Regions from separate parts of the Homo sapiens genome. Here regions 1 and 2 are each linked to region 3. Evidence: chromatin loops called from intact Hi-C (ENCODE). Cell type or tissue: IMR-90. All regions are shown on one strand. Links, peaks and the distances in the headings refer to the core of each region. The heading gives the core; the rest is flanking DNA. Region 1 has its middle 40 kb from the start of BCL2A1. Region 2 overlaps ST20-MTHFS (ST20-MTHFS readthrough). Region 3 overlaps FAH (fumarylacetoacetate hydrolase).

Region 1 (10,848 bases), core at 1,288-9,287, 160 kb after region 3:
TGCCCTGGAGCAGGGGGCGGCGCTCGTCGGGGAGGCTCGGGCCGCACAGGAGCCCACGGAGGGCGGGCAGGCTCAGGCATGGCAGGCGACAGGTCCCAAACCCTGCCCCGCCGGAAGGCAGCTAAGGCCGGGAGCGAAATTGAGCACAGCAGCTGCTGGCCCAGGTGCTAAGCCCCTCACTGCCCAGGGCCAGTGGGGCCCGCAGGCCGCTCGGAGTGCGGGGTCTGCCCAGCACACGCCCACCCGGAACTCACGCTGGCCCGCAAGCACAGCGCGCAGCCTCGGTACCCCCCCTGCCTCTCCTTCCACACCTCCTCACAAGCTGAGGGAGCCGGCTCCGGCCTTGGCCAGCCCAGAAAGGGGCTCCCACAGTGCAGCGGCGGGCTGAAGCGCTCCTCAAGTGCCGCCAAAGTGGGAGCCCAGGCAGAGGAGGCGCCCAGAGCGAGCGAGGGCTGTGAGGACTGCCAGCACACTGTCACCTCTCAGTGTCATACTGGAAGATCTAATAATGTAATAAGACCAGAAAAGAAAATATGTACTGATTAAGAAGGAATATTAAACTGTCTTTGCTCTCAGATGATATGATTGTTTACGTAGAAAATCTAAAAGAGCCGGGGTGGTGGCTCACACCTGTAATCCCAGCACTTTGGGAGGCCAAGGTAGGCAGATCACTTGAGGCCAGGAGTTCGAGACCAGCCTGGCCAACATGGAGAAACCCCGTCTTTTCTAAAAATACGAGAATTAGCCAGGCATGGGGGTGCATGCCTGTAATCCCAGCTACTCAGGAGGCTGAGGCACAAGAATCACTTGAACCCAGGAGGCAGAGGTTGCAGTGAGCCGGGGTTGCACCACTGCACTCCAGCCTGGGTGACAGAGTAAGACTCTGTCTCAATTTAAAAAAAAAAGAAAGAAAGAAAAAGAAAAGAAAATCCGAAAGAATAGATTAAAAAAAAAACCCCGGAGCTAATAAGTGCTTATAGCAGCTTTGCAGGATATAAGGTTAATACAAAAAAGTCAATCACTTTCCTATATACCAGCAATGAACTATTAGAATTTGAAATTAAAAACACAATATCATTTACATTAGCACCTCAAAAAATGAAATAAGTGTAAATCTAACAAAATATGCACAAGATTTATGTGAGAAAAACTATAAAACTCTGCTGAAAGAAATCAAATAACTAAATAAAATGGAGATATATTCCATAGTCATTCATAGGAAGATCCGATATTGTCAATATATTGGTTCTTGCTAACTTGATCTATAATTTCAATGCAATCCCAATGGTATAAGTTGGATGTTTGTCTCCTTTAAATCTCATGCTAAAATACTATTCCCAGTGTTGGAGGTGGGGCCTGGGAGGTGATTGGATTGTGGGGGCGGATGTCTCAAGAATGTTTTATCACTTTCCCATTGGTGAGAATTGAATTCTTGCTCAAGATCTGGTTGTTTAAAAATCTAGGCCCTCCCCCACTGGCTCACTTGCTGTTACTCTAGTCATGTTACATGCCTGCTCCCACTTCGCCTTATGCCATGATTGTAAGCTTCCTGAAGTCCTCACCAGAAGCCAAGCAGATGTTGGTGCCATGCTTTTATAGCCTGCAGAACTGTGAGCCAATTAAACCTCTTTTCTTCATAAATTACTCAGTCTGAGGTATTCCTTTACACCAAAGCAAGAATGGCCAAGTACACCCAACCAATATCCCAGCAAGTTATTTTCTGCATATTGCCAAACTGATTCTAAAATTTATATGGAGAGGCAAGAGACAGGATAGCCAACACAATATTGAAGGAGGAGAACATAGTTGGAAGACTGACATTACCCAACTTCAAGACTAATTATTAAAGCTACACTAATCAAGACAGTATGGTATTGGTGAAAGAATAGACAAATATGTCAATGGAACAGAATAGAGCCCAGAAATAGAGCCAAATAAATACAGTCAACTGACCTTTGACAAAGCGACAAAGCAATACAATGAAGCAAAGATATTGTTTTCAACAAATTGCGCTGAAGAACTGGCCAAACACTTGAAAAAACATCTAGGCAAAGATCTTACATGTTTCACAAAAATTAACTCAAAATGGATTATAGGCCCAAATGTAAAATGCAAAATCATAGAACTCCTAGAAGACAACAAGAGAAAATCTGTGTGACATTGGGTATTGGGTATTAGTTATGGTGAAGACTTTTTTACATAAAACACCAAAGGCACAACCCATGAAATAAATAATTGATAAGCTGGGATTCATTAAAATTTTAAAAGTTCTGTTCTGTGAAAGACCCTGTTAACAGAATGAGAAGACAAGCCAAGGATGCAAGAAAATATTTGCAAAAGACATAGTTGATAAACTGTTGTTATCCAAAATATACAAAGAACTCGTAAGGCTGGGTGCGGTGGCTCACGCCTATAATCCCAGCACTTCAGGAGGCTGAGGCGGGCAGATCACAGGTCAGGAGAGCAAGACCATCCTGGCCAACACAGTTAAACCCCACCTCTACTAAAAATACAAAAAATTAGCTAGGCATGGTGGCGGGCACTTGTAGTCCCAGCTACTCTGGAGGCTGAGGCAGGAGAATGGCATGAACCCTGGAGGCGGAGGTTGCAGTGAGCCAAGATTGCGCCACTGCACTCCAGCCTGGGCGACAGAGCAAGACTCTGTCTCAAAAAAAAAAAAAAAAAATAGGCTGAGTGTGGTGGCTCACACCTGTAACCCCAGCACTTTGGGAGGCCAAGGTGGGCAGATCACAAGGTCAGAAGTTTGAGACCAGCCTTGCCAACATGGTGAAATCCTGTCTCTACTAAAAATACAAAAAATTAGCTGGGCGTGGCGGTGGGCACCTGTAATCCCAGCTACTTGGGAGGCTGGGACTGGAGAATCGCTTGAACCCGGGAGGCGGAGGTTGCCATGAGACCGTGTCATTACACTCCAGCCTGGCGACAGAGCAAGACTCCATCTCAAAAAAAAAAAAAGAACTCTTAAAACTCAACCATAAGAACAAACAAACTGGTTAAAAAATGGGGAAGCAGGCTGGGTGTAGTGGCTCAGGCCTGTAATCCCAGTACTTTGGGAGGCCAAGGCTGGTGGAGGGTTTGAGGTCAGGAGTTCGAGACTAGCCTGACCAACATGCTGAAACCCCATCTCTAATAAAAATACAAAATTAGCCAGGCGTGGTGGCGCATGCCTGTAATCCCAGCTTCTCAGGAGGCTGGGGCGGGAGAATTGCTTGAACCTGGGAGGCGGAGGCGGTGAGCTGAAATTGTGCCATTGCACTCCAGCCTGGACAACAAGAGCGAAACTCTGTCTCAAAAGAAAAAAAAAAAGTTGCTGAGCTCTCTTCCAAAAGTGGCTGTACCATTTTGTATTCCCATTAGTAATGAGTGAGAGCTCCTGATGCTCCATATTCTCGCCAGCATTTGGTGTTGTCTGTGTTTTGGATTGGAGCCATTCTAATAGGTGTGTAGTGGTATCTCGTTGTTTTAATTGGTAATTCCCTTATGACAGATGTGAGCATCTTTTTATATATTTATTTGCCACCTGTATATCTTCTTTGGTGAGGTGAGGTCGAACTCCTGCCCTCAGGTGATCTGCCCATCTCGACCTCCAAAAGTGCTGGGATTACAGGCATGAGCCACCATGCCCAGCCAAGCTTGGCAATTTCTTACACAGCACAACATAGACTTATCATATGATTCGGCAATCATGCTCCTAATTTGCCCAAATGGTTAAAAACTTTGTCCACACAAAAACCTGCACATGAATGTTCGTAGCAGCTTTATTAATAATTGCCAAAACTTGGAAGCAATCAAGATGCCCTTTAATAGATGAATGGATAAATAAACTGTGATACATCTAGAAAAAATGACGTTATTTAGTAATAAAGATAAATGATTTATCAAGCCATAAAAAGATAAGAAGGGATGCTAAATATTACTAAGTGGAAGGAACCAATCTGAAAAGGCCACAGACTGTATCATTCCAACTATATGACATTCTAGAAAGGGAAAACTATGGAGCCAGTAAAGAGGTCAGTGTTTGCCAGGGGTTAGGGAGTAGGGAGGGATGAACAGGCAGAGCACAGAGGATTTTTATGGTAATGAAACTATTCTGTATAATATTATAATGATGGGTGCATGTTATTATACATTTGTCCAGACTCATAGAATGTTCAGCACCAAAAGTGAATTTAGACTTTGGGTGATAATAATGTGTCAATGTAGGTTCATCAAATGTAACAAATGTATCATCCTGGAGTGGGATGTTGTTAGTGGGAAAGGCTGTGAGGATATAAAAACAGGAAGTGAATGGTAAATTCCGTACCTTCTGTTCAATTTCGCTGAGAACCTAAACTACTAAAAAGTAAAGTCTATTTAAGAAAGAGTCAACTGACTCCCTCTCTGGCCTCTAGCTATCTTGTTCCCTGCCACCCCGGGGCATGCAGAACTAATTTTTTTGTTGCTAAACAAATGGGCTGGTTGTTTTTAAAAAGTTATTTTACTGAGGAAAAATTTACATATAATAAAATGCACCCATTTTAAATGTACCATTTAATGTGGGATTTTCTTTTTCAGCTCAATGAGTTTTGACAAGCGTAAACCCCCTGTGTAACCGCCAGCCAGCACAATCAAGATATAGAATATTTCCACCACCTCAAAAAGTTCCCTCATGCCCCTGTGCAGCCGATTCCCATACCCCAGCCCCAGAAAACCACTCATTTGCTTTCTCTGCCATTACAAGATTAGTTTTGCCTATTCAGGAAATTCATGTAAACAGGATTATGTGATAGGGAATTTTTTTGTGTCTGGCTTCTTTTACTTTAACATTATTTTAAAATATTTATTCATGTTGTTGCATGTATTAGTAAGTCATTCTTTTTTATTGTTGATTAGTATTCCACGTACGGATATACCATTTTGTTTATCCATTTTCCTGTTAATGGCATTTGAATGGGCTATTATATTTATAATAGCTTTGGGCTATTATAAATAAACTTGCTATGAAAATTTGACTAGACTTCCTTGGGTAGACATATTTTTCTCTTAAGTAGAATACTGACAGTGGAATTATGTGGTTGTATGATAAGTTTATGTTTAACTTTATAAGAAACTGCCAAACTATTTTCCAATGTGATTGTACCATTTTACACACCCACCAGCAGTGTATGAGAGTTCCAGTTCTTCTATGTCCTCGTCACACTTGGTATTATCAATCTTTTTTATTTTTGCCAGTCTAGAGGGTATTGAGAGGCAGTCTCTCAGTGCGTGTGTGTGTGTGTTTTGTTTTGTTTTTTTTAAGATGGAGTTTCGCTCTTGTTGCCCAGGCTGGAGTGCAATGGCGTGATCTCTGCTCACTGCAGCCTCTGCCTCCTGGGTTCAAGCAATTCTCTTGCCTCAGCCTTCCGAGTAGCTGGGATTACAGGTGCCCGCCACCACGCCTGGCTACCTGTTTTTGCATTTTTAGTAGAGACAGGGTTTCACCATGTTGGCCAGGGTGGTTTCGAACTCCTGGCCTCAAGTGATCCGCCCACCTTGGTCTTCCAAAGTGTCAGCATTACAGGCGTGAGCCACCGTGCCCAGCCTCTCAATGTGGTTTTAATTTACATTTCCATGTTGACTAATGATGTTGAGCTCTGTTCAGTTGCTTGTTAGTCATTTATATATCTGTTGCAAAATGCCTATTTATATCTTTTGCCCATTTTTAGAAGTTGAGTTTAAAAGTTGTCTTTTGTTACTGAGGACAAGAGTTCATTATATATTCTAAACACAAGTTCTTTGTCAGATATACAGATTTTGATTTTTTTCTCACAATCTGTGACTCATCTTGTCGTTTTCTTAACAGTATCCTTTGAATACTTTAAGTTTGATAAAACCAATTTATCTTTTTTTGTTTTATAGTTTATGAGATGGGTTGGCTTTTTTTGTAAAGTAATCAGGCTCTTCTGTCAGGAACTCGAGGGCTACTGTAAGGTAACATGAGAGAATAAGGACTTTTGGTCTACAGTGGTAAAGAAATGTGAGTAAGGAATTTGGAGGATCCTGGGGAGGCAGGAAAAATTAGGTGGAAGGTTCCAAAAGAGTGGAAACAACAATAATATCTAGTATTTATATTTATTGAGTGCTTACTATGTTTCAGGCCTTGTAGGATCTTCGCTTGTATTAACTTATGCAATCTCCACACCACTGTGGAATAGGTGCTATTATTATCCCCGTTTTGCATATAGGGAAACAGAGTGATTAAGTAACCTGCCCAAGATCATGCAACTTGTTAAGTGGCAGAGTCAGGATTCAAACCCATAAAAGTGGCTCCTTGCTTTTAACCATTACACTGGTCAAGTGGGGCTGCTGACTGTTAAGTGTCAGGCAAGTAGGCTGAAAAAAATCAGCAGGAGTATTGTTTGAGTGTCCATTGGCATCCTTCCCAGAGTACCACCCAGGTTTCTGTGCCAATGAGCTGTTCAGTCATCATCTGAGGGGGTGCCAACCTAAACCTCTGGTACTACCAAATGCAAAGCAACCTTGTGTGGCACACAAAAATACAGAACTCATACAAGAAACAGGGTGTGTCTGGCCGGGTGTGGTGGCTCACGCCAGTAGTCCCAGCGCTTTGGGGGGCCCAGGAGGGTGGATCACGAGGTCAGGAGTTCAGGACAAGCCTGGCCAAGATGGTGAAACCCTGTCTCTACTAAAAATACAAAAAATTAGCCAGGCGTGGTGGCAGGTGCCTGTAATCCCAGCTACTCAGGAGGCTGAGGCAGAGAATTGCTTGAACCCGGGAGACAGAGGTTTCAGTGAGCTGACATCGCGCCACTGCACTCCAGCCTGGGTGACAGAGCAAGACTCTGTCTCAAAAAAAAGAAAGAAAGAAAGAAAGAAAGAAACAGGGTGTGTCTGGCAGGGCATGGTGGCTCACGCCTGTAATCTCAGTACTTTGGGAAGCCGAGGCGAGTGAATCATTTGAGGTCAGGAGTTTTGAGACCAGCCTGGCTGACATGGTGAAACCCTGCCTCTACTAAAAATACAAAAATTAGCCAGGTGTGGTGGTGCATGCCTGTAATCCCAGCTCTTTGGGCGGTTGAGGCAGGAGAATTGCTTGAACCTGGGAGGTGGAGGTTGCAGTGAGCTGAAATCATGCCACTGTACTCCAGCCCGGGCAACACAGCGAGACTCCATCTCAAAAAAAAAAAAAAAAAAAGAGGCCAGGCACAGTGGCTCACACCTGTAATCCCAGCACTTTGGGAGGCTGAGGCAGGTGAATCACCAGGTCATCTCAGCACTTTCGGAGGCCAAGGCAGGTGAATCATTTGAGGTCAGGAGTGTGAGACCATCCTGGCCAACATGGTGAAACCTCATCTCTACTAAAAATACCAAAATTAGCTGGATGTGGTGGCGGGTGCCTGTAGTCCCAGCTACTTGGGAGGCTGAGGCAGGAGAATCGCTTGAACCAGGAGGTGGAGGTTGCAGTGAGCCGAGATCACGCCACTGCACCCCAGCCTGGCGACAGAGCCAGACTCTGTCTCAAAAAAAAAAAAAAAAGAAAGAAACAGAGTGTGGAGATCACAGGCCTCTGATTCTGCTTCTTGACTTGCCCCCTAGGAAGGTTCTCATGGGGTTTTATGTCTAACCTCCCACATTGTGAAGTCCATTTCCATGCCTGCTGGGACTCTCCTGCATCCTGGACATGGCACCTCTGTTTGCATCTCCTGTCTCTGGCTCTACCTCCAGCCTTTTAGTACCATTTTGGTCCTTTGGTCCTGTTTGTGCCCAGTTCTGAGGGGCCTTTATAGAAGTTCCCCATCCCACTACTCACTCCTTGTAGGTTGAGGGCTGCAAGGAGCAAGAGAATGTCGGAAGGTCCCATGCTTCCACTTCTGTAGGTTAGGTGGCTAGGTACTGTTAAAGATGTGAAAATATGATACCCAGTGAACATATTTCAAAAAGTCACTTGAAGAGACATATTTTTTTCATGTTATCTTTTAAGCTATGAGAAAAGTTTGTATATTTTGAGATTATTCTTTTTTCAGAATGTCAGGATAGTATTAGCTTCTTCTTCATTGTAGAAAAAATAGCTGTGTCGAAGCATCTGCAGATAAAGGGTTGACAATAACAGAGAGAGACTAGAAAATGGGAAGTGGGACATTTTTATTATTATTTTAGGACAGAGTCTCACTCTGTCACCCAGGCTGGAGTGCAGTGGCGTGATCTCAGCTCACTGCAACCTCCACCTCGCGGTTCAAGCGATTCTCCTGCCTCAGCCTCCTGAGTACCTGGGACTACAGATGCGTGCCACCACACCAGGCTGATGTTTTTTGCATTTTTAGTACAGATGGGGTTTCACCATGTTGTCTAGGCTGGTCTCAAACTCCTGACCTCAGGTGATCTGCCCACCTTGGCCTCCCAAAGTGCTGGGATTATAGGTGTGAGCCACTGCGCCTGGCCTGAGACATTATTATATATCACTAAAATACTACTCTCTCCAACGATATGAGGTAAATAAAACAAAAACCCCCAAGTGGTCCAAGGCTTGAAGGGTTCAAATGAGAGAGATGAGCTATTAGAAATATTAATGCAGTCAAGGGCATGATAAAATGTGACGTTAAAATGAACTTTTCATTGTACTTACCTTTGTTGAGGTGTAAGTGAGACCCCTAGGCCACAATAACCATATTTTTAAAGAAGATTTATCCTTAGTGGAAGATCTTTAACTCTCAAATGTGGACAATTTTTTTATTTAATAGTTTTGAATTACATTCCTTTTGCTATGTGGTAATTATATATGACCGAATTTCATTTGGAGCCACTTACGCCTCATTTTCCTAAATGTCATACAAAATGTGTCCATACATCAAATTAGAAAAGGCCGGCTTTTGGACTATAGTAATAATCACCTGTGGTTTTTTTCTTGTGACTTGACTGAGCATGGAGCAATTAACTCCAACTAAATGAAGCAGGTTGAAAGGGTCAGGAATCTGCAGCTAGATGTGCTCTTTGGACGCTTGGCTTGTGGAAACCAAAGAGGATGTTTGCAAATGGTGGGGGCAGTTCCAGGGGAACTACCTCTGAGAACAGCAGTGTAGCATGGACGAGGCCGCACATATCCTTGTATGCATAACATGTCTTTCTCAATATTTCAGCTAAATTCACTCACATCACACCAGTATCCTGACTTCGCAGAGCAGGGATGGAATGCATTGGCAAAAAAATTTGATGGGAGGGCAGGCGTGGCAGCTCATGCCTGTAATCCCAGCACTTTGGGAGTTGGAGGTGGGAGGATCACTTGAACTTAGAAGTTTGATATCAACCTGGTCAACACAGGGAGACCCTGTCTCTACAGAAGAAAAAAAAAAAAAAGCCTGGCACAATGGTGCATGCCTGTGGTCCCAGCTACTTGGGAGGCTGAGATCAGAGGATTGCTTGGGCCCAGGAGGCCAATGCTGCAGTGGGCCATGATTGTACCACTGTAACTCCAGCCTGGGCAACAGAGCAAGAACCTGTCTCAAGAAAAAAAAACTTTTGTTTGGACATAAAACATGATAGAATACGATATCAGCCATGCGGCTGAAGTCTGTTGTTTAGCTTATGTAACTATCACATTTTTGCTTTTATTGAATCATGATAAAGACTGGAAGCAGAGACAAATTCTGAATATTATCTTTTGCCCTGCAAGAAATGGCAGGAGTCTTTATCAGTAAGAGCACACAAGAATGGGAAGTTCGGAGCTGGCACTCGCTGGAGACCCAGGCTGAGTACACTGGTTCTAAGAAGGCTAGGGGCCAGATGGGTTTTCAGGACAGAGACTCAGGTCTCTGTGACACAGGGACGAGCAGCCAGACTGCCTTGTTGCTGAAGCCCCTCAAAGCTTCTGGAGCTCCCTAATTCTCCCAGTCTTGAAGCTTGGGACATGGGAGTTACAGAGTCTGTAGAAGAGAGTCAGAGAACCACAGGCACAGGAAAGGAGGCCAGCAGGGAGCCCAACAGGTGCTGCTGTGCTCCAGGACAAATGGTCAACACAATAGGACTTCCCACTTACTGCCCAGTACTCGTCCTCATTAGCTCACCTTCTAGCTAATTTGAATGATGTTTGTTTATATTAGTGTTCTTACTCACTGATGAAGGTGAGAGGACGTTTTCCAAGATATTCAGCCAATTCAAGAATTTTGCTGTGAAGAATTGAGATGCCAGGATGGGCCAGGCGCCGTGGCTCACGCCTGTAATCCCATCATTTTGGGAGACTGAGGCAAGTGGATCACCTGAGGTCAGGAGATTGAGACCAGCCTGGACAACATGGTGAAACCCCGACTCTACTAAAAGTACAAAATTAGCCAGGTGTGTTGGTACGTGCTTGTAGTCCCAGTTACTCGGGAGGCTGGGGCAGGAGAACTGCTTGAATCCAGGAGGCAGAGGTTGCAGTGAGCCGAGATCACACCACTGCACTCCAGCCTGGGCTATAGAGCGAGACTCCATCTCAAAAAAAAAGAGAAAGAAAGAAAAAAAAGAGATGCAAGGGTGTGGAGTGTAAGGAGGAATTGAGGAAACAACCCACCTGGACTGCCACAGGCCTTTGGCACCCAGTGTTAAGACTTTACTGCCCCTTTCAACACCATAATCAACAAAGCCTGCCTGTGAAAAATCTCAGGAGACAGTCTGATCTTTTTGTATTTTGAAGCAGCTGAGGCCTGCTCCACCTGTGAGATCACCTTATTCCACTAATGACCTTAATTGCTGAATCCTTTAAAATGCCAGTGTTGGCCCAGCCCCAGTAATGGTGATGGATGGAAGCCCGGAGCCAGTCAGTCTGCAATGTTTCAGCAACCTCACAGGCACAGAGTGCTCCGAGGCTGCTGGAGG
Region 2 (10,848 bases), core at 1,688-9,687, 320 kb after region 3:
AGAAGAGACGGGCCTTCACCATGTTGGCCAAGCTGGTCTCGAACTTCTGACCTCAGGTGATCTGCCCGCCTCGGCCTCCCAAAGTGCTGGGGTTACAGGCATGAGCCATTGCCCCTGGCTGAGAATATGTTTTATAAAGAAATGTTAGCCAGGTGTCCGAACACATTTAATGAGTAATCTACCCTTTCCCTACCTTTTCATGAACAAAATTCTTATATATGTTTGGGTGTGTATCTGGATGTTTTTGTCTTTTCCAAACTATCTGTGGAATCTGCCTATTTTGGCACTAGTGCCATAGTATTTTGATGAATATAGATGTATAATGGCTGTTCAATGGATTTTAATACCTGGTGGGATGAGTCCTGCCCCATTATTCTACTTTGAAAAATTTAGCTGACTATTCTAAATTTATTTTTTAAGATTAACTGTAAAAGAATTTTGTTAGTTTCTTTTCCAAAATCCCCTTGAGAGCTTGATTGGAATTGTGTTGAATTTGTAGATTAATTTGGGGGAAATGGATTTCTGTGCAATATTCAGTCTTCTTCAGGAATATGGTGTGCCTCCCCATTTATTCCAGGACTTTGCTGTGTTCCTTTGTAAATGCTTTTGCTTCTAGTCATGTTGTTACTGCACTGGTCCTGTTAAGTATATTGTTAAGTGTATTCCGGATCAGTTTATATTTGTTGTTCTTACAAATAGAAATTTGTCCATTGTGTTGTTAAGCTGGTTATTTTTGTCATATAGGAAAGCGTAGGAGCATAGGCCCAAATTTCCAAATGGAAACAGACGTTTCTGAAGTAATTTTAAAGTTATTTTCTTCACAATTTTCTTAAGTTTGATAAAATAAAATATTAGAAGATATAATTTCATAAGAAACTTGCATCTTTGATAACATGTTTTCAAAACAAAGTATTCAAGACTAGGTTTTTAAAGGCTATTTATGAGATGGATTGAATAGTTTTCTTAATTTCCAGCAGATGTCAGTGTTTTACAAATTTATTGTTAGTCCACAGAGACAGATTTGTCTTCAGTCTCCCAATTTCTGTATCCTTTAGTTATTTAATTGGCACATAGGGGATTATCTGAATTGGAAGGGATTTGAAGATCATCTAAGTCAGTTTTTCATTTTGTAGATAAGAGAACAGGCCTAGGTGGGAAATGACTTGTCCGAAGTCACACAAACAGAGGAGGGCTAAAACCCAGGTGTTCTTGTTTCCAAAAGACTTTTCCTTTCTGAAAGACTCATCCTTTCGTGGTTGATACAATAGGCCACCTCCCTAGTGAGGTTTTCCTGTGTTTAACTCCCTTCTCAAGGGAATACAACTTCCTTCCTTTGTACCTATTACCTTGGAACTTACATTATTCTACCCCTTATTACTATTATTTAATAATCTCTTTACAGACAACTGATTAGATGCATTTTTAGCTGACCAGGTTGTTAGGTCCTAGAGGGCATGAATAGTAACTTATCTCTGTGTTATCTGTAGTTCCTTGGGCAGGGCCTTCCATAAAGTGAGTCATTAGTAATGACTATTGATTTGAATCCATTAAATTTTGATTCAAACTTTTTTCTGCTCTTTTCCTGTAAAGCTGTTTTAGAAGGTTTTAGAGAGGATTATGTTTTTTTTTTTTTTTTTTTTGAGATGGAGTCTCGCTCTGTCACCCAGGCTGGAGTGCAGTGGCGCAATCTTGGCCCACTGCAACCTCTGCCTCCTGGGTTCAAGCAATTCTCCTGTCTCAGCCTCTTGAGTAACTGGGATTACAGGCACGCGCCACCATGCCCAGCTAATTTTTGTATTTTTAGTAGAGACGGGGGTTTCACCGTGTTGGTCAGACTGGTCTCGAACTCCTGACCTCGTGATCTGTCTTGGCCTCCCAAAGTGCTGGGATTACAGGCGTGAGCCACTGTGCCCAGCCGGATTTTGGGTTTTAAGAGCAAGTTTCTCCCCCACCAGAAGAGGACTTATTGAAGCAGATAACAAGGCTAGTTGCAGTGAAAAGGCACTTGGAACTAACTGGAAAAGCACATTATATAAAATCCATGTACTATTATTTCAAAGTAATAGGTTACTTTATCATAGACTTGCTGTAATAGAATTTGTTCTAGATGGCACAAGGCTCATATTAGCTGGGCTATGAGTCCTCTTAGGCATGCAAGAAGAGAGCAAGCTGAAGAAATATAATGTACTGTGTAATTTTATTTTAGTTAAATATACTGAACCAGAGAGGTTGCAGGACTTTCAAGTGCTCATTTAACAGTTCAGTAAAAAAATGGTGAAAGACAGGAAGAAGTTTCCATTTTACTAAACTCTTAAGGCTTGGAAATCATACTGTGCAATAATTAATTAAGAATAGTGGGCCAGGCACGGTGGCTCATGCCTGTAATCGCAGCACTTTGGGAGGCCGAGGTGAGTGGATCACCTGAGGATCAGGAGTTCGAGACCAGCCTGGCCAACATGATGAAACCCCATCTCTACTAAAAAAATATAAAAATTAGCTGGGCGTGGTGGTGCATGCCTGTAATCCCAGCTACTTGGGAGGCTGAGGCAGGAGAATGGCTTGAACCCGGGAGGCGGAGGTTGCAGTGAGCCGAGATCGTGCTACTGTACTCCAGCCTGGGCAACAAGAGCGAAACTCTGTCTCAAAAAAAAAAAAAAAGTGACTTTGCGAGCTCATCTTCTAAAAACTGAGAAAAATAGAAATAGCTCCAAAACACCGTTGTATTTCTGTATCTGAAGAAATTGTTCTTCACTGCTTTTAAGAGTAAGCTAGACTTTTTTTTCTTGAGTACACCCTCACATGAATGTGAGCATAGGATGGACTGCCCTCTAGACTCTTCCCTAAATGCCTAATTTCTTTCTTTCTTTCTTTCTTTTTTTGTTGTGGTAAGGAAACACATAACAAAATTTACCATCTTAACCATTTTAAAGGTACAGTTCAGGAGTGTTAAGTATATTCACATTGCTGTGCAACAGATCTCCAGAATTTTTCATATTGCATATCTGAAAATCTATACCCATTAAACAGTTCTTCTTTCCCCCCTTTCTTCAGCCTCTGGTAACCACCATTCTACTTTCTGATTCTATGGGTTTGACTGCTTTCAAGACTTCATTTAATTAGGATCATATAATGTTTGTTTTTTTGTGTGTGTGACTGACTTAATTTATTTCTTGATTGAATCACACAGATAAACAAGGTATTGTCCTTAAATTCTCAGAGTCACTAAGCTTTGATTCTAAAGAGATCTGAGATATTGAATCTATAAATAACTTAAATTTACAAGAAGAAAACAAACACATTAAAAAAGTAGGCAAAGACATGTGCAGATACTTTTCGAAAGAAGACATATACATGGCCAAGAAGCATATGAAAAAATGCTGAAATTTTTTCATCATAAGAGAAATACAAGTCAAAACCACAGTGAGCTACCATCTCATACCAGTCAGAATGGCTATTGGTAAAAAGTCAAAAAATAACAAATGCTGGTGAGATTGTGGAGAAAAGGGAACGCTTATGCATTGCTGGTGGAAGTGTAAATTAGTTCAGCCATTGTGGGAAGCAACGTGATGATCCCACAAAGAACTAAAGACAGAATTACCATTCGACCCAGCAATCCCAGTATTGAGTCTATACTCAAAGGAATATAAATCGTTCAACCATAAAGACACATACTCACATATGTTCATTGCAGGACTATTCATAATAGCAAAGACATGGAATCAGCCTAAATGCCCATCAATAGTGGACTGAATAAAGAAAATATGGTACATATATACTATAGAATATTATGCAGTTATAAAAAAGAGTGAGATCATGTCCTTTGCGGCAACATGGTTGGAGCTGGAGGGTATTATCCTAAGCAAACCAACAGAAGAACAGAAAACCAAATACTGCGTGTTCTCACTTATAAGTGGGAGCTAAATGATGAGAACACATGGAAGAAAGAGGGGAACAGCAGACACTGAGGCCTCCTTGAGGATGGGGAGTGGGAGAAGGGAAAGGATCAGAAAAAGTACCTATTGGGTACTATACTTAGTACCTGGGTGATGAAATAATCTGTACACCAAACCCCTGTGACATGAGTTTACTTGTATAACAAACCTGCACATGTACCCCTGAACCTAAAATGAAAGTTAATAAAAAAGTTATTGAAAAGTTCCATCCACCCATTTTACAGATGAGTAAAATCAGACAAGCAGAGGTTGCCTACAGTTAGTGAAAAATAATAGGAAGTTCTAATGTCTTCTCTGTTTCATTTTTAGGTCCATCTGATTATCAACAACTCAGATGCCAAATAAATATAATATTTAGAAATGCCATTTATATTAAGCTACTGCTGATGTGGATCCTATTTTCTGCAGAGCATTTTTACATATCTGCAGTAAAGAGAGTTTAAATTATATTTTTTTCCAGTAAGTTTTATTTTTGTCAGTATCTGCTAAGATAGGATAAGCTGATGTATAGATTTTTTTTTGTTAAAAACCTTATGGCAGAAGCTGTAAAGTAGGGATTGGCAGGGTGCTTTTTCTGCAGAGGGCCAGATAGTAAATATCTGGGGCTTTGTAGTCCATACAGTGTCTGTTGCAGTGATTCAATTCTGCTGTTTTAGTGTGAAGACAGAGCATGGCTGTGTCCTATTGAAACTTTATGTACAAAATCATACAGTGGACCAGATTTGACTTGCAGGCTATAGTTTGCAAACCCCAGTGGTAAAGTATTGGGACACCATTCCCACTTTTCAGTCTGCAGCAACCTAGCTTGCTTCTTTCATATACAATTGTAGTTGTTTATGGTGATGGTGATGATGATGTTGATTAAGAAAATAATGTAAATCAAATTACTATTATCTGTTGACATGATTTTAGAGTTATTTTCTAGACAACGTAGTAGGCTTAAGATATAAAAAACATACTTAAGAAAATAGCATGTTTGAAGTACCTCTTCAAAAAGAAGACTGGAAATTTTTCTGCATATTGTTAAAAATATTTTTTTCTAAAGGAAAATAGCTTTGTTCTTATAAAGATAAGACATAAAGAATAAATTAAAAATAAGCCCAAATCTCCAAGCCAGGAGTAACCACTGATAATAACCATATTTTGGTCTTTTGCTAGGTGATTTTGGTTGGCCACCTCTAGATCCACTGTCTATCTTTTCTACTTGCTTAGTGGCAAGGAAGACCAGCCTCTGTGGACTACATCAGCAGGCAGCAATGAAGACCAGAGGCTGCAGGGTGTTACCCCTCGCCCCCAGTGCACATCCACACTCCAGTCAGGCAGCCTTCTCATCGCAGCTATGCGGGTTCTTATAACCATGCCCTCCCCAGCCCTTCCCCTTGCACCTTCAGGCCAAGTTGTTGGTACAGTCAGCTACCCCAGGGACTGTACCATCTCTCTTGCTTTCTCTAAGCATCTCCATCTCTTTATTAATCTTTTCTAGTTTCCCTAGTTTGAGTGTGCCTTCTGTCCCTCACCATGGCCCTGACCTGACTGGTACAGACGCTGCATCCAGTTTGACTGATTCCACCACCAAGGCAAATAAGCAGCGCTCTCCCTGTCTGCTTTAATTTCGTAGGGAAAGAACAAAGAGCTTCCACACTTCACTAGAGCTACACTACCATTCACATTCCCAGGCCTGCATTTCCTAGCTGTATGACTTTGGGCAAATTACATCATCTTGTTGGGAAGATTAAATTAAGTCATGTTTGCAAAGAGCTTAGCACAGTGTCTAGCACACAGCTGAATGTGCTGAAAGAAATTATAAAAGAGCAACTTCATTTTTCTTGGTTTGTAAACAGATACACCTCAAAGGAGCCTTTTAAAGAGAAAGGCTATTTCTAACAGAGGAATGCTTTCCTATCACACGTGTTTCGGAGACTGTATTTCAGTGAGCCATCACGGCTCCTGCTCTGCCTAAGGCTTGAGCAGTTTCTTACGGACCGCTCTGCATGTTTCTAGCTGACAGGAGGTGGCAGTAGAGAGCTAGGCCCACCCTTGCACATGGTTTGGGCTGATAGGAAATCTGCATGATAGCTCTTGTAGTGTTAGTATTATGACTCAAGAAATAACTTTCAGAGTCAACAGAAGGAGGATAGGCATTATTCATATCCCCAAGTATAATACAGCTAGAATTTATTGAACACTTACTAGAGTTTTATCTCCTTTATTTAGTCCCTCTAAAATAGCATTATTTTTATCTGAAGAAGAAATTGGGTTTCAAAGAGAATTTCAGTAACTTTACTAATGTTTCTTAGCTAGTAATGGTTGTTATGGGATTCAAACCTGGGCAGTCTCTGTAAAAGCCTGCACAGATAACTGCTGTGCAGGACTGCCTCCAAGGCTCTTGTCCTTGATGTTTGTGTTTAAAAAATATAAGGATGATATTTTTTAAAATTTGGTTCCATATGCACATGATAAAAATGTAAACCATATAGAAGAGTACTATGAAAGTGTAAAATAGTCTTCTCATCCAAGTCTCCTGTTCTTTAATACTTTGTTTCAGAGGTAGCCACTCTTCTTTCGTATCCTTCCTGAGATATCCTTATAGGGGTGAACCTGTATTATGGGTAGAAGGATTGGTTTCTATAACCCATTTTATCTTGACTCCTGGCCTCTTGTCCTTGATATTTTTCTAGGCTCTTTGGATTAGGTAGGAGGAAAGTGCTGCTGTGAGATCTTCAGCAGCCAAGTCACTAAATATTATCCACATTTCTTATTAGCTTTTTCAGCTTTACTTAGAAGAGTCTAAATTCCTGTCACCTCCTGCTTCCTTCATTTAAACACATAGTGTTCATAAGATTGAGTGAAAGCCTTGAACCCATAATACACTTGGGTTTTAAATATAAGATGCACACAGATTGTCTTATATTCTGAATACCTCAGTAACTGATTAGCAGAATGACCCGTGTCATCCAGGGATACTAGGAGAAGGGCCACCTTACATGGTGTTGGTACTTATTTCTAATGCTTTTGTGACAAATATGGTCGCTGTATTCTGGTGCAAATGTTAGTATCTGTGTTAAAAGAAAGAATTTTATAGTAAGAATGCAGAAGTGATCAATTATGGTGGTCATGTCTTTAATAGATGATTCTCACTACGGTGTGTTTGATTCAGTGTGAATATTCCCAGATGGCCAAAATAGGTTGTGACCATTCATAGCAGAAAGAGTGAAGGTATGTTTACAATGTAATTTTTAAAAATTAACAGTCTATAATAATAGGTGGCTCAGTTAACTCCTCCTTAAGTATGTTATAGATTTGCAGGGAACCATGTTTTTTAAAAACCCAATTTTTGTATATAATCAGAAGTTGAATATATTTTATTACTGCAGTCATGTAAATGGTTTTGTTTATTGCCTTGTATGTGCTGTACTGTTTTATATGAAGAGTGATTCAAGGAGGTTGTGCTTCAGTCTGTTCTTTCTAAGGCAATCATAATGAGTTCAAAACATATGGTATTGATTTTTGACAGTTCTGCCTCAAGAGCTATCATGAATTATTGGTTCTGTATTTTATTTTAGGATTTCAGCTTCTTCATGTTTTAGAAGCATGTTTGATGGAAGTACCTGTGTCTCTCTGTAATCAGCCACGTGGCCTGAGGAGTAGGCATGCAGCAGTTGATTAAGTTGACATTTGGTATTAATAGCTTAGAGACTCTTTACATCATAATATGCTTATCCATTCTAGATTTTAGGTGAAGGTAATTTTGATGATGTTTCATAGCTAATAAGTGGTAGTGCTGGATTCAGACCCAGGCAGCCTGTCTAGAATCCTACACACTTAACCCCTCTCCTGTACTACCTCTAAGATGCTTGGCCTTGTTGTGTTTCCTCCATACCTTTACTTAATCTCATTTGTATCTTTTGGTAATAGGAACCATGTATATTATCCATCTGGAACAGCAAGCCCTCAGCTTCACCTCTTATGAGCTGAGTCTCTTATGAGTTGAATGACTTTAGGGAGTAATTTGACCTCTCTGAGCATCAGTTTATTCTTTTGTGAAATGGGGATAATAGTTCCCACCCTCCTGCCTCCCTAGGTAGATGTACTGACCAGCTGGTTTTATTCATCCTTCTCTTTCCAGGATATGGCATCTTGGCTGACACATCGTAGGCGCTTTACAAATGTTAGTTTCTGTGCTCTCCTTCTCTTCTAGAAGCAGGACTTTGGTTAAGAGTTAGGTATCTCACAGGATAATCTGAACAAGTCACTCCTTGGATATAGTCAGGAAGCTAAAATAAATACAGCAAGGGGACTACTCATTATATCCCTTATATCCTTCACTGTCATTCTTTTTTTCACGGTAAACAGAACTGAGCTCAAATTCTCTGGGGAAAGACAAAAGCTCTGTTCCTAGAAGGAAGGGAGAAGGATTCCTACTACTTAATGGACCACAGGCATTCTTACAGTATAGGATAAGAGCTGGTCACACCAAACTGCATGGACTGGGAGGACTCAATGGAAGTTTAAGATTTGTGATATTATGATTGTTATGATAAATAAGTTAACAAAAAGAGTAGAAAACCCTTACAGGAATGAAAAACAATGTCGCAGGAGCAAAGGTGTGCAGATAGGAAGGTGCCCACATACCTCTTGGGCTCTAACACTTATTTTCAGCCTTCTTTTCAGTATTACAGTAAAGACAGTCCACTAGCTGAACTGATTATATTCTGAAAAGCTCAGGACAGGGAGTCTGAGTTCAGGACATCTTAGGAGGTGTCAGGGGCCCAGGCTACCTCGCTGCCAGAATTAATAAGAATGTTTTGTACGGTGAACTGAATCCTCAGAGCCTAATACTTCTGTCTCAGGAAGTAGAGGCATTTATAGAATCTTACTTCTTCATTTTTTTTCGAGGCCTACTACCTAGGCTTTTTTCCTGGTCAACGAAGATTCTGCAGCTCAGCATCTGTCCCCATCTCTCCACTTATATTATCCTTGCCCCGGTGATTCCCTAGTTGCCAAATCTAATAGATATTTTTGTGTCCTTACCTTACTTGTCCATTCTGCCACATTTGACACTGCGTCTACTTCTCTCTCCCTGAAACTCTCTTTCCTTATGTTCTATGATGGGGGTTATCACATTGCAGCCCCACAGGCCAAATCTGGCCCTCCACCTGTTTTTGTAAATAACATGTTATCAGGACACAGCCACACTCATTCATTTACATTTGTCTTTGGCTGCTTTCATACTACACAGCAGAGTTATGTTCTAACAGAGACCCTAAGGCCTGCAAAGCCTAAATTATTTACTCTCTGGTCTTTTGTAGGAAAAATGTGCTAATCTGCATTCTATAACCTCATTCTCCCCTGGTTTTCTTCCTCTTTTTTTGGCTCTGCTGAACCCCTTTGCTGAGAGAACATGTAAGAGCCAGTTCTAAGGTAAGATTGTAAAAGCTCTGGTCAAAAAATACTTGAAATATTGGAGAAACTATACCCCTTTCCCTGCTACCTGGTTCAAGAAATAGTGCCTGAGATTTCTTTTTAAAAAAATAGAAAGGTATCCTAATAAATACAATTGTTGTGAACAGATATGTTGCATTATCTAATACAGTTTTCATGACCAGCTCCATTTTACGGATGAGAAAACAAATGGAAGCACAGAGATTGCAGTAGCTTTCCTATGATCACACAGCTAAGAAATAGCCTGAGGGCCCATGCCCCTAATCACCACATCAGACTGCCTCCAGAGGGCACTGCTGTTTCAGAGCCAGCACCAAATGAAAAGACGGAAGATGTTTTTGAGCAAATAAATGCAGTATGTGGGGTTGGGTGAGTTTTCCAAAGGTTAGCTTTGTAGTTTTGGAATGCAAGATCACATTGGAAAGGTAGCGAAGCCTGGAGAAAAACACTCAACAAACCATGACTCTGCAGAACAATCTTATGACATCTAGAGAGCTCTGTGCCCACTAACACAGAATGTGAAGCAAGTGCACACAGGATTAAAATCAGAGCAGGTTGGCTCTTGCACATTGCACTGTCAGTGGACGCTATTAATGAGTCTTTGGCGATTTGAAAACAGAGCAATGCCAGAGGCATATGCAGAACTGTGCACGGACTAAGGTTTTTCTTCTGTCTCCCCTATTGAATTCTGACCTTGTGGTGTGTGAAGGTGTCTCTGGTGTCTACCTCTATTAGTGGGACCAGTGTGTGTGAGGGAAGCTTGTTGAGCCTCTGCATGATTTTTAAGCCCCACTGAGCTGTCACCTTTGAGGAGGAAAAACATCCAGCATAGTGTTCCCAAAGTGTGAGGAGCCCCAGGGGTGTGTGTGGGGTGGGTGATGCATGTGGGGATGGTGGTAAGGCACAGGAAGAGCTTCAAGGATGACAACAAATAAAGTCAAGCAAAGAATACATGATGTGTTTCAGGGAAAACACTTGGATTTAACAAGTAGCAGAAGTGGGAGAAGACTAGGAAGTATATCTTAAGGACCTGAGGCCAGGAGCAACCTGTGATCCCCGTGGTTGAAGGGAGCAGCAGGAACAGTTCTGTGGGCAGGGCTACAACAACAACACCGCATGTACGATGTAAGGACCTCCACCTAGGAAGGGCTGTTTCCGAGCCTTAGTTACCTGGGAATCCAAAACCATTCTCGTCTTGCTTCTCAAGTGTAAAACTCATTTTGAAAAAGCAGCCATACAAAGTTATATTTTTATTATTTTATTTTATTTTTTTGCCTCTTTGAGCCAAATTTATGTACTTCGGAATTATTAAAATAGAGGATGTCATGCTAGGATTGATCCATTCTGCAGGCAAAATATTCATTTTTCAGGGTTTCTTTGGCCTAAAATTCTATTAAAATCCAAGGATGAAAGAGGAATTGGAAAAATTATGGCCCTCAAAGAAATTTTCTGT
Region 3 (8,854 bases), core at 1-8,000:
GGAATGCTCTCCTCCTGTTCCTGCCAGGAAGAAAAGTCTCTCTTTCCCTCAATTCTAAAAAGCAGTCTGATCAGCGTCAAAGCTTACCTTAAAATTGGACTTGCATATGGTAGCCGCCTGGCTCATTCCTTCTCCTGTTGGAAAGAAAAGCAATATTGATGAAAACTTAATTCCATGCATCAGGGAGGAAAATAAAAAAAGAATTGTTCTGTGGCTGAAGCTTCCCATTGTCCAACATGATTTCACTTAGAGTCTGTGAAACAATTAGCTCCTAGGACATCAGAGCTGGGAGGTCCAGGGTTGGCCAATACATGCACACAAGTCATCACTTCCTCCTCCCACGCCTACAGCAGGCAGCATTAATTGATCACAGCACATGTTTGCTCTGAGTCCATATGTAGCCTCAGAATCCTTCTTAACACAGTGATCCTGGCACCCGCAAATCCACTAAAGATAGTGTGCCATTTGAAAGCTACTTGTGACCTTTGATCAAGGATAACCTGCTGTCCCCTCAGGAGTCCTCTGGATAGCTGGGTCATCTGTCCCCTGCCGAGCTCCTCCAGTGATGGGCAGTGTGCTACTTCACAACGTACTAAACAATATTTACTAAACATCTACTACATGCAAGGTACCGGGCTGTTGCCGTTCCACTTCTGAACAGCACTAATAAGTAGAAAGCTCCTCTGCTCCCTCAAAACCTGGCTTCCTCCCTTGGTCCTAACTTCCCCTCTGAGGTGGCACAGAACAGGTGTGCTCTTCAGCCATGCGAGGTCTGGGTCTGCCAAGGCTGCTCCTCCCCAGACCCTTTCGCCCAGATCCCAACTCAGAACATCAGAACTGCAAATGCAGGACTACATCTCTGGACACTGTGCTTTCTGGATAATCTTGTCCCTTTTCTACCAGTGGCCTCCCCCGGGCGGGCAGGTTCACCTCTAGGCAGCCAGGAATACTGAGGACAAAACCAGATAGAAAGTATACTCCAAGCACGCATTGTGGGTGGCAGGAGGCCAACCTAGAACTTGTGACACACTTGGATTGAGTCCCAGCCCTGCCATTAGCCAGGTAGGTGGCTCGGGGTGAATCCTTTTCCTCTCTGAGCCTCAGCTTCCTGACCTGGAACCTGAAAGAGCGGGCCCAGCACAGCTTCCCAGAGGGCCCTGGGCAGCCAGGAGGCTCTCTGTGACAGCTCTTTCTCCATGGAGCATCCTGCTCCCATGGCGACAGCTCCTGCAGTGTACTGCGCCTCCTGACAGGAACCACCTCATGAAGGGCCGAGACCCTGGAACTGACAGTGAGACAGACATGGCAAAGCCTGGAGTGTACAGACAGAGCAGACAGAAGAAAGAAATGGAGCTGGCCGGGCATGGTGGCTCACGCCTGTAATCCCAGCACTTTGGAAGGCCTAGGTGGGTAGACCACCTAAGGTTAGGAGTTCAAGACCATCCTGACCAACATGAAGAAACCCCATCTCTACTAAAAATACAAAATTAGCCAGGCATGGTGGCGCATGCCTGTAATCCCAGCTACACAGGAGGCTGAGGCAGAAGACTCGCTTGAACCCAGGGGCAGAGGTTGTGGTGAGCCAAGATCGCACCATTGCACTCCAGCCTGGGCAAGAAGAGTGAAACTCCATCTCGGGGGAAAAAAAAAGAAGAAAAGAAAAGAAAAAGGAATGGAATGGAGCTAAAAAGGAGATTTGGCCAGAGTGTGGCTAGGAGGTCTGTGTGTGGCCACCAGGCAAACCCTCCCCATCCGAGGGCCCCCGTTGGGATTGGAAAATGACACCTGACTCTTTCTAGGTACAGACCCTGTCCCAGACCTTTGCATGAATTGACATGTTTGGTCCTCACAACACACCATGAGGTCAACGCCGCTATTATCCCATTTCATAGATGACAAATGAGGACATGGCCAGGTTTGGCAACTTGCCCAAAGTCCCACAGCTGAGCAGCAGAGTCATGGCCTGCAGAGCCAGTCTCTTTATTACCAACGCCCCATTGGGCCTGTTCGCGGAGGCGGGCTGAGCAGCCACAGGGAGATGTGGGCCCTGTCTATGTCAGGGCTGGCCCAGGGTGGGGATCTCGGGTCTGTCTGCAAGACACTCAGGGCTGGCCCATGGTGGGAATCTGGGGTCTTGATGCGCTGGCTCTGTGTGGCCCCAGGGGCTCAGCCAAGCGAACAGACCCACAAGGACATGCTTTCAAACAGGCACTCAATGAAATGTGCCACCCACCACGGAAGTGAGGGTCAGTGGCGATATGTGAGCAGGAGCCAGGCAGCCCCTGGAGAGGCTGGGGAGGGGATTCAAGCAGAAGATGGAAGTCCCGGACTCCATCCTTTCAGCCCTACCACTGAGAGCTCAGTGACAGGGTTAATGCCCTATGGGCCCAGTTAGGTTCCCAGTGAGCACCAGGGTGTCCCCTCCCCTCCCCTCCTCTTTCCTTTAGACGAGCCACACACATCTCCAGGGCTGTAGCACGTGCCCTCACCCTTGCCAAAGCTCAGGAGCCTTCAGGACAAGGCACACAGGCACACATTGCCTCAGAGCTCCTGGCCATGTCAGTCCCCCTACAACATACCTTTCAGGTTAACAGAGAGGTTGATGTCAAATGTGTAGGGCTCGTCATGGCACAGATACGGCAGGGGCCTGGGGTCCTGAGAGGGCAAAGCACAGCACAGAGGTCACTGGCAGGTGGGCTGAGCTCACCCGGCTGGGCCCCCATACCAGCCAGGCCCCCAGCAGCACCTGCTCCCCTAGGCAGAGGGTCTGAGACAGCAGGAGCATTCCCTCTCCAGGGACCCAGCACTGTGTCCCTGGATAGCAGTAGGGGGGATCATACTGTGGGTCTCTAGGAAATGCAGCCAAGGAAGGGGCATCAGCAGGTCAAAGGTCACAGGAGCCAAACCAGAGATGTTCCTGAAAGCCACAGGAGGGGAGAGAAAGGGAAGGTGGGCAGCAGACAGGCCGAGATGGAGAACAAAGCCTGGCCTGTGAGGAAAGGCTGGGCCTGAAAGCGCATTGCAGGGCCCCTGGAAGGCAGAGGGGTCACAACAGAAGTAGACAGCCCTGGCTGGTGCTGGAGCCAGCTAGGGAGGCAGCTTGGATGGCTGGGCCAGAACGCCTGCACTCCGGCCAAAAGCAGTGTTTTCCAAAGCATGGTACATGAGTCACCCACGGGACATGAGATCGTTTTTGGTGATACTAATGGTTATGAAACAGTGTAGCTAGTGATGCCAGTAGGAATATAAAGTTCCCTTCTTAATATATTAAGTTTAAACTGGGAGCCACTCTGAAGGAAAACATTAAGTAAATAATAGTTCAGAGGGGGAATAGTAGTGTTGTACCTAAATGGTGTTGGGGAAGGGCTGGCACAGAGGAAGGCAGGCAAAACCCTGTGATGACCGACCCGGAAGAAGGCAGATGACTGGAGGACAAGCAAAGAGAGGCTGTGGCCTTGCAGCCCTAGGGAGACTAGACAAGGCCGCTGCCAGCTAGAGAGAAAGTCAAGTCCTGGCGACTGAAAATGACCAGGGTGGGCAGGGGGTGCTGTGGTAGGGAGCAGCGAGGAGAGAGCAAGGGATGAGGGTGAAAGCCCCACAGGACTTCACTAGAACTGGCTTGCAAGGAAAGACCTCAGGGTTGTTTGTAGCACAGCAAACATGAGATGACCCCAGAGGCAGAGGAGCATGGGAGAGCAGTGTGGGTGCAGGACCAGCACCGGGTGTTGGTAGAGGCCCCCAGCAAATGCGTGGTGAGATGCTCAAGCGAGGATGTGCAAATGGCTGGGAGCTCAGCCTGGATCCCCACAGGGAGGTCAGAATTGGAGAGGGGCATCGTGAGGACTCAGAGACACTGGAGAACGAGGACAGGTCACATGCCAGAAACCAAGGGGTGAGGGAATGCCAACAAGAGTGAGGGGCCACAGGAAGTCCATGCTGAAGGGGACACAAGGTCATGACACTGACTATCGGGTCACAGGTGACTCTGGCCAGGTGTTGCCAGTGATGGAGTGGGGCAGATTGCAACAGGCTGAGAAGGGAGGACTGGAACCAGGGGTCAAGGCCTAGACCCAGTGGTAGACCAAGCGGTGCCGGGAACCAGAGGCTGCAGGGACTCCCTGTTGCTGGGCTCCAAGCTGCATTCTATGAGTTGGGGTCCAGGTGGCGCCATTTGCACAGAACAAGATTTGATGGCCACCTGGGAGGTTGTGCAATGTTGGTACCTGCAGGGACTCCTCCTGCCAACTGGCCAGATCCCCCGGGTCTTGCAAGATTCTTAAGGTTACAAAATTCTGTGTTTTCTCCAAGAACTGTGCCAGGGCCAGGGAAACCACAAGGGAGAATGATGCCCTGGCTGCCTGGAAGTAATCGTGGCCAGGAACTCCCAGGCACTCTGCTGTGGGCATGCCGTGGGCACAGAGCTTCCCTCCTGATGGTCTGCATGCCTGGCATGTCCACTCAGTGGGCAAGCAGCCTCAGAGGCAGCAGGGCTGGGTTTGGGAGCTTCCTGCAGAGAATGTGCTTACCTGCTTCGGGTTGGGCACAGCAAAGGGCATGAGAGCATCCATGGGCACCACCCACGGAGAGACAGTGGTCCCAAAACTCTTCCCAAGGAATGGCCCGAGAGGGACATACTCCCACTTCTGAATGTCTCGTGCTGCAGAAGAAGGGCACAGCCAGGACTTACAAAGGCTGATCAGGGCATCTCCCAACGACCCCCTCCTGCCCTTGACCAAGGAGCAGAGACACCTAGCACTGCCATCTCCACAAAGATCAGCCCCAGTCAGGCTGCCCCAGGACAAAGGGGCAAGAGCATTCAATGCCAAGGACAGAGGTCCTTTGAGGGCACTGTGCCAGGTTACAGCAAAGAGAAGGATGACCAAACGGTGGTCAGGATATCTCCCAGGAAGGGGCTGGAAGCTCATTCTCAAACTATGAGAGAGACACTTTCTGGGGCTTATGGTGCCATCTTCCTCCCACGTATGGCAAAGGGTTGAGAGCTCAGGCTCAGAAGCTGGACTGTTTTGCTTCAAATCTTAGTTCAGCAACTAACTGAAATCTCCCTGTGCCTCAGTTCCTCATCTGTAAAATGGGAAGATAATATTGCACATACCGTGTAGGGATCAGCGGGAGAATATACGAAGGGTGTTAAGCACAGGGCCTGACACATAAGTGCTCAGTAAATATTAGTTATGATGTCAGCCGTGTCCCTAGCCACTCGAGAAAATTGGAGCTCAGAGGAGTTAAGTGAGTGGCCCGAGTTCTTAGAGCTGAAAGTCTGTTTGATACCCAGACCCCCACTCTCAGTCACTGCATCACCTGCCACTTTTGACCTGCACCAGATCTTCAGCTTCTATGAAATTGCCCCAAGTCCCCAGCCTCCTCCCCGTCATCTCTACAGGAGCAGAGCTCCAGTAATTACCACTCCAGTCGTTCATAAGGACCATTCCAAAAATGTGCTCATGGGCCTTGGAAATGGGGATCGGCTCTCCCAATCTGTTTCCAGGGCCTACAAAAAAAGCCTTACATGGGGGAGAGTTCATTAGAATCTGGAGCTGATCTGCCGCCCAGGTCACTTGTCACCTAGAGAGCAAAGGTCAGGTATTTCCAAACTCCAGCCATGGACCAGGACTGCCACAGGGGCCTGGCATGAATCCACTGTGTTTCTAAGTCAGAGGTCAGATGGACGCCTCAGGAAAGCAGAGTGCAGTGGTGTGCCCTGCCCCCGCCATCGGCCTTCCTTCCACTCCCCTGAGCTCCAAAGCAGCCTCCCCTCCCTTCAGTGCATCCCAGGCCACTCTGCTCTTTCCTCTTCATCCCATACAGCCTTTGCCTTTCAAGACTTGACAGCCACATGAGGCTTGTAAAACTGAAACTATCAGGGTTTGTATTCATGTCATGAAAAACCAGGCCAGGCACTGTGGCTCACGTCTATAATCTCAGCACTTTGGGAGGCTGAGGTGGAAGGATCACTTGAGCCTCGGAGTTTGAGACAAGCCTGAGCAACATAGTGAGACCCCACCTCTACAAAAAATAAACAAAATTAGCCAGGCATGGTGGCACATGTCCGCAGTCCCAGCTACTTGGGAGGCTTATGTGGGAAGATTGCTTGAGCCAGGGAGGTCAAGGCTGCAGCAGGCCGAGATCACGCCACGGCACTCCAGCCTGGGTGACAGAGCAAGACCCTGTCTCAAAAAATAAAAAAATAAAATAAATAAAAATTTTCATTGCTCAATTCCCACCTATGAGTGAGAACATGCAGTGTTTGGTTTTTTGTCCTTGCAATAGTTTGCTGAGAATGATGGTTTCCAGTTTCATCCATGTCCCTACAAAGGACATGAACTCATCATTTTTTATGGCTGCATAGTATTCCATGGTGTATATGTGCCACATTTTCTTAATCCAGTCTGTTGTGGGGTGGGGGGAAGAGGGAGGGATAGCATTAGGAGATATACCTAATGCTAAATGACGACTTAATGGGTGCAGCACGCCAACATGGCACATGTATACATATGTAACAAACCTGCACGTTGTGCACATGTACCCTAAAACTTAAAGTATAATAATAATAAAATTTAAAAATAAAAATAAAAAATAAAAAATAAATTTTTTTAATGAAAAATGAAAAACCAAAAGACTGCCTCCTTCATGCAGCAAATAGTACCAGAGAGAGCACACCCCACGGCCTCTAACCCCTATCTGTCATCCCACTACCTCTAAAGAAAAACAGCACCAACGTGATGTCCATGAACCAGCAGACTAGCCAGGCATCATTAGAAAGAAAAATTTGGGAAAATCTCTTTGAAAAACATAGACTCAGCCATGACATTTGCAAAACTTAGTCACCATTTTATTTGTTCTGTGACAATAGTTAAACATTGCAAATTTTTCATCAAGATGAAAAAAAGAACCCAAAAGCACTAGTCCAGGTGACCTGGGCTCTCTGCCCCAACCATTTCTCCACATGCTGACTCTCTGTCTTTTCTCTCTCCCTCTCAACAGGTGAAGTGTCTGCCTGCAGAGTCCTTAGTTCTCCCAGAGAGAAGACCATGGCCCCAAACCAGGGCTCAGATGCCCTGCTCTGATGAATCTCAGCTGGGGGTCCTCCTCCCGCAGTCTCACATAGTACCCTTGCTAAGGCAGGAGGAGGCAGAGGGCTGGCAGGGAATGCCCTGCTATCCACGGGCTATTCGGCAGTGCCCACTCATTTCCCTCCTCTGGACTGAATCCAGAGAAATCACAGGGAAGCCCAGGAGAGACAGGGAGCTCCAGAAAAGCAGACGGGCCTTTCAGCCTGCCTCCACCAACCAGGGCTTCCCACTGTCTCAGCCTGACTCGGTGGCCCCATGACAGCTTCTTCTACACCATCAGTGATGAGGCACTCAGAGCTTCCTGAGGCAACGCCTAAAACTGTAGGTGCTGACTATGGGAAAGCCCCCTCCATCTGCCTGTCTGCATTTCCCACACGGAGACTGACTCCAACCTTGGGCATCAGACAACCCAGCAGATGCTGAAGACCCTGCCAGGTCCCCGGAGCGCTGCCTCCCCCAGGTCAGCTCCTCCTTTCCATCACTTCCCTGGTCCCCTCACCTTGGGGGCTGCCCAGATTTCAGTGTCCCCTCTGAAAAATGGGCAGCATGAGGGATCCTCAGGTGGTGGGACCGACTGTATCAACATCAACATCCAGGTTGTGATAGAGCACCATGGTTACGAAGGATGTTGCCACTGGGGGAGACTGTGTGAAGGGTATTGGGATCTCTGTACTATTTCTCACAACTGCATGTGAGTCTACAATGACCTCAAAATAAAAAGTTTAATTTAAAAAAGTGTGCAGCCCTGGCCGAGCGCGGTGGCTCATGCCTGTAATCCAAGCACTTTGGGAGGCCGAGGCAGGTGGATCACGAGGTCAGGAGATCGAGACCATCCTGGCTAACATGGTGAAACCCTGTCTCTACTAAAAATACAAAAAATTAGCCAGGCATGGTGGAAGGTGCCTGTGGTCCCAGCTATTCGGGAGGCTGAGGCAGGAGAATGGTGTGAACCCAGGAGGCGGAGCTTGCAGTGAGCCGAGATAGTGCCACTGCACTCCAGCCTGGGTGACAGAGTGAGACTCCATCTCAGAAAAACAAAACAAAACAAAACAAAACAAAAAACAAATAAAAAAGTATGCAGCCTAAAGTGACCACAGTTCTGAGGTTGTATGGGCCCAGCCATGGGGCTGATACACTTGACTCTTGTCACTCGTGGTAATTATTATTTTTGGGTTTTTGTTTTTTGTTTTTTGTTTTGAGACAGAGTCTCGCTCTGTCACCCAGGCTGGAGTGTGGTGGCGCGATCTCAGCTCACTGCAACCTCCGCCTCCTCAGTTCAAGCGATTCTCCTGCCCCAGCCTCCCAAGTAGCTGGGATTACAGGCACCCACCACCATCCCCAGCTAATTTTTGTATTTTTAGTAGAGACGGGGTTTCACCATGTTGGCCAGGCTGGTATTGAACTCCTGACCTCAGGTGATCCATCCACCTCAGCCTCCCAAAGTGCTGGGATTACAGGTGTGAGCCACCACACCCGGCCAGGTAATTATTTTTTATAAAGTCACCATGAACACAGAATTAGCAAATATAGAATGACTTCCTAGAGGAAACACAGGATTAGGTTCCTTCAAGCCTTTGGTCAGAAAATTTTTATCAACTAATCAAAACCTAACTATATAGCCTGTTTTATGTGTGTTTCTGCTTAAAAATGCTTTATGTAATATATTTTGTTGATTCATGAACATTGAGCTGAGGCAGCAGCACTGTAACTTGCCTGAACAAAGCTTACTAACACGCATATTCTCTCCATAAGGCACGTCACAG

The links. Hi-C counts contacts between places; a loop is a spot of excess contacts. Peaks named below come from ENCODE experiments on the same cell type or tissue, not always from the same donor. Only the 100,000 strongest peaks of a DNase experiment are listed, where the experiment ranks them.
Region 1: a loop joins it to region 3, with 25 times the contacts of the local background. A loop is called at or near these places in 2 of 110 quality-filtered maps.
Region 2: a loop joins it to region 3, with 9 times the contacts of the local background. A loop is called at or near these places in 18 of 110 quality-filtered maps.

Annotation. Positions count from the first base shown.
Region 1 is chr15:80,005,977-80,016,824 of GRCh38, reverse strand. No RefSeq gene overlaps it. Among named protein-coding and RNA genes, the nearest start is that of BCL2A1, 40 kb to the right of the region's middle. RefSeq lists enhancers at 6,501-6,560, 8,523-8,692. In IMR-90, for the core only: no CTCF peak of the experiment used is centred there; a DNase peak (open chromatin) is centred at 5,654; H3K27ac peaks cover 818 bases.
Region 2 is chr15:79,848,808-79,859,655 of GRCh38, reverse strand. The region is part of intron 3 of ST20-MTHFS (ST20-MTHFS readthrough); the gene reads left to right. All of the region lies in intron 2 of MTHFS (methenyltetrahydrofolate synthetase), which reads left to right. Among named protein-coding and RNA genes, the nearest start is that of MTHFS, 43 kb to the left of the region's middle. RefSeq lists an enhancer at 5,448-5,949. In IMR-90, for the core only: CTCF peaks have their summits at 5,970 (motif pointing right) and 9,675 (motif pointing right); a DNase peak (open chromatin) is centred at 5,995.
Region 3 is chr15:80,168,817-80,177,670 of GRCh38, reverse strand. It overlaps FAH (fumarylacetoacetate hydrolase), which reads right to left. Exons shown (of 14, transcript NM_000137.4): 8 at 5,423-5,522; 9 at 4,527-4,657; 10 at 2,580-2,655; 11 at 88-134. Among named protein-coding and RNA genes, the nearest start is that of FAH, 20 kb to the right of the region's middle. In IMR-90, for the core only: a CTCF peak has its summit at 4,162; a DNase peak (open chromatin) is centred at 3,150; H3K27ac peaks cover 775 bases.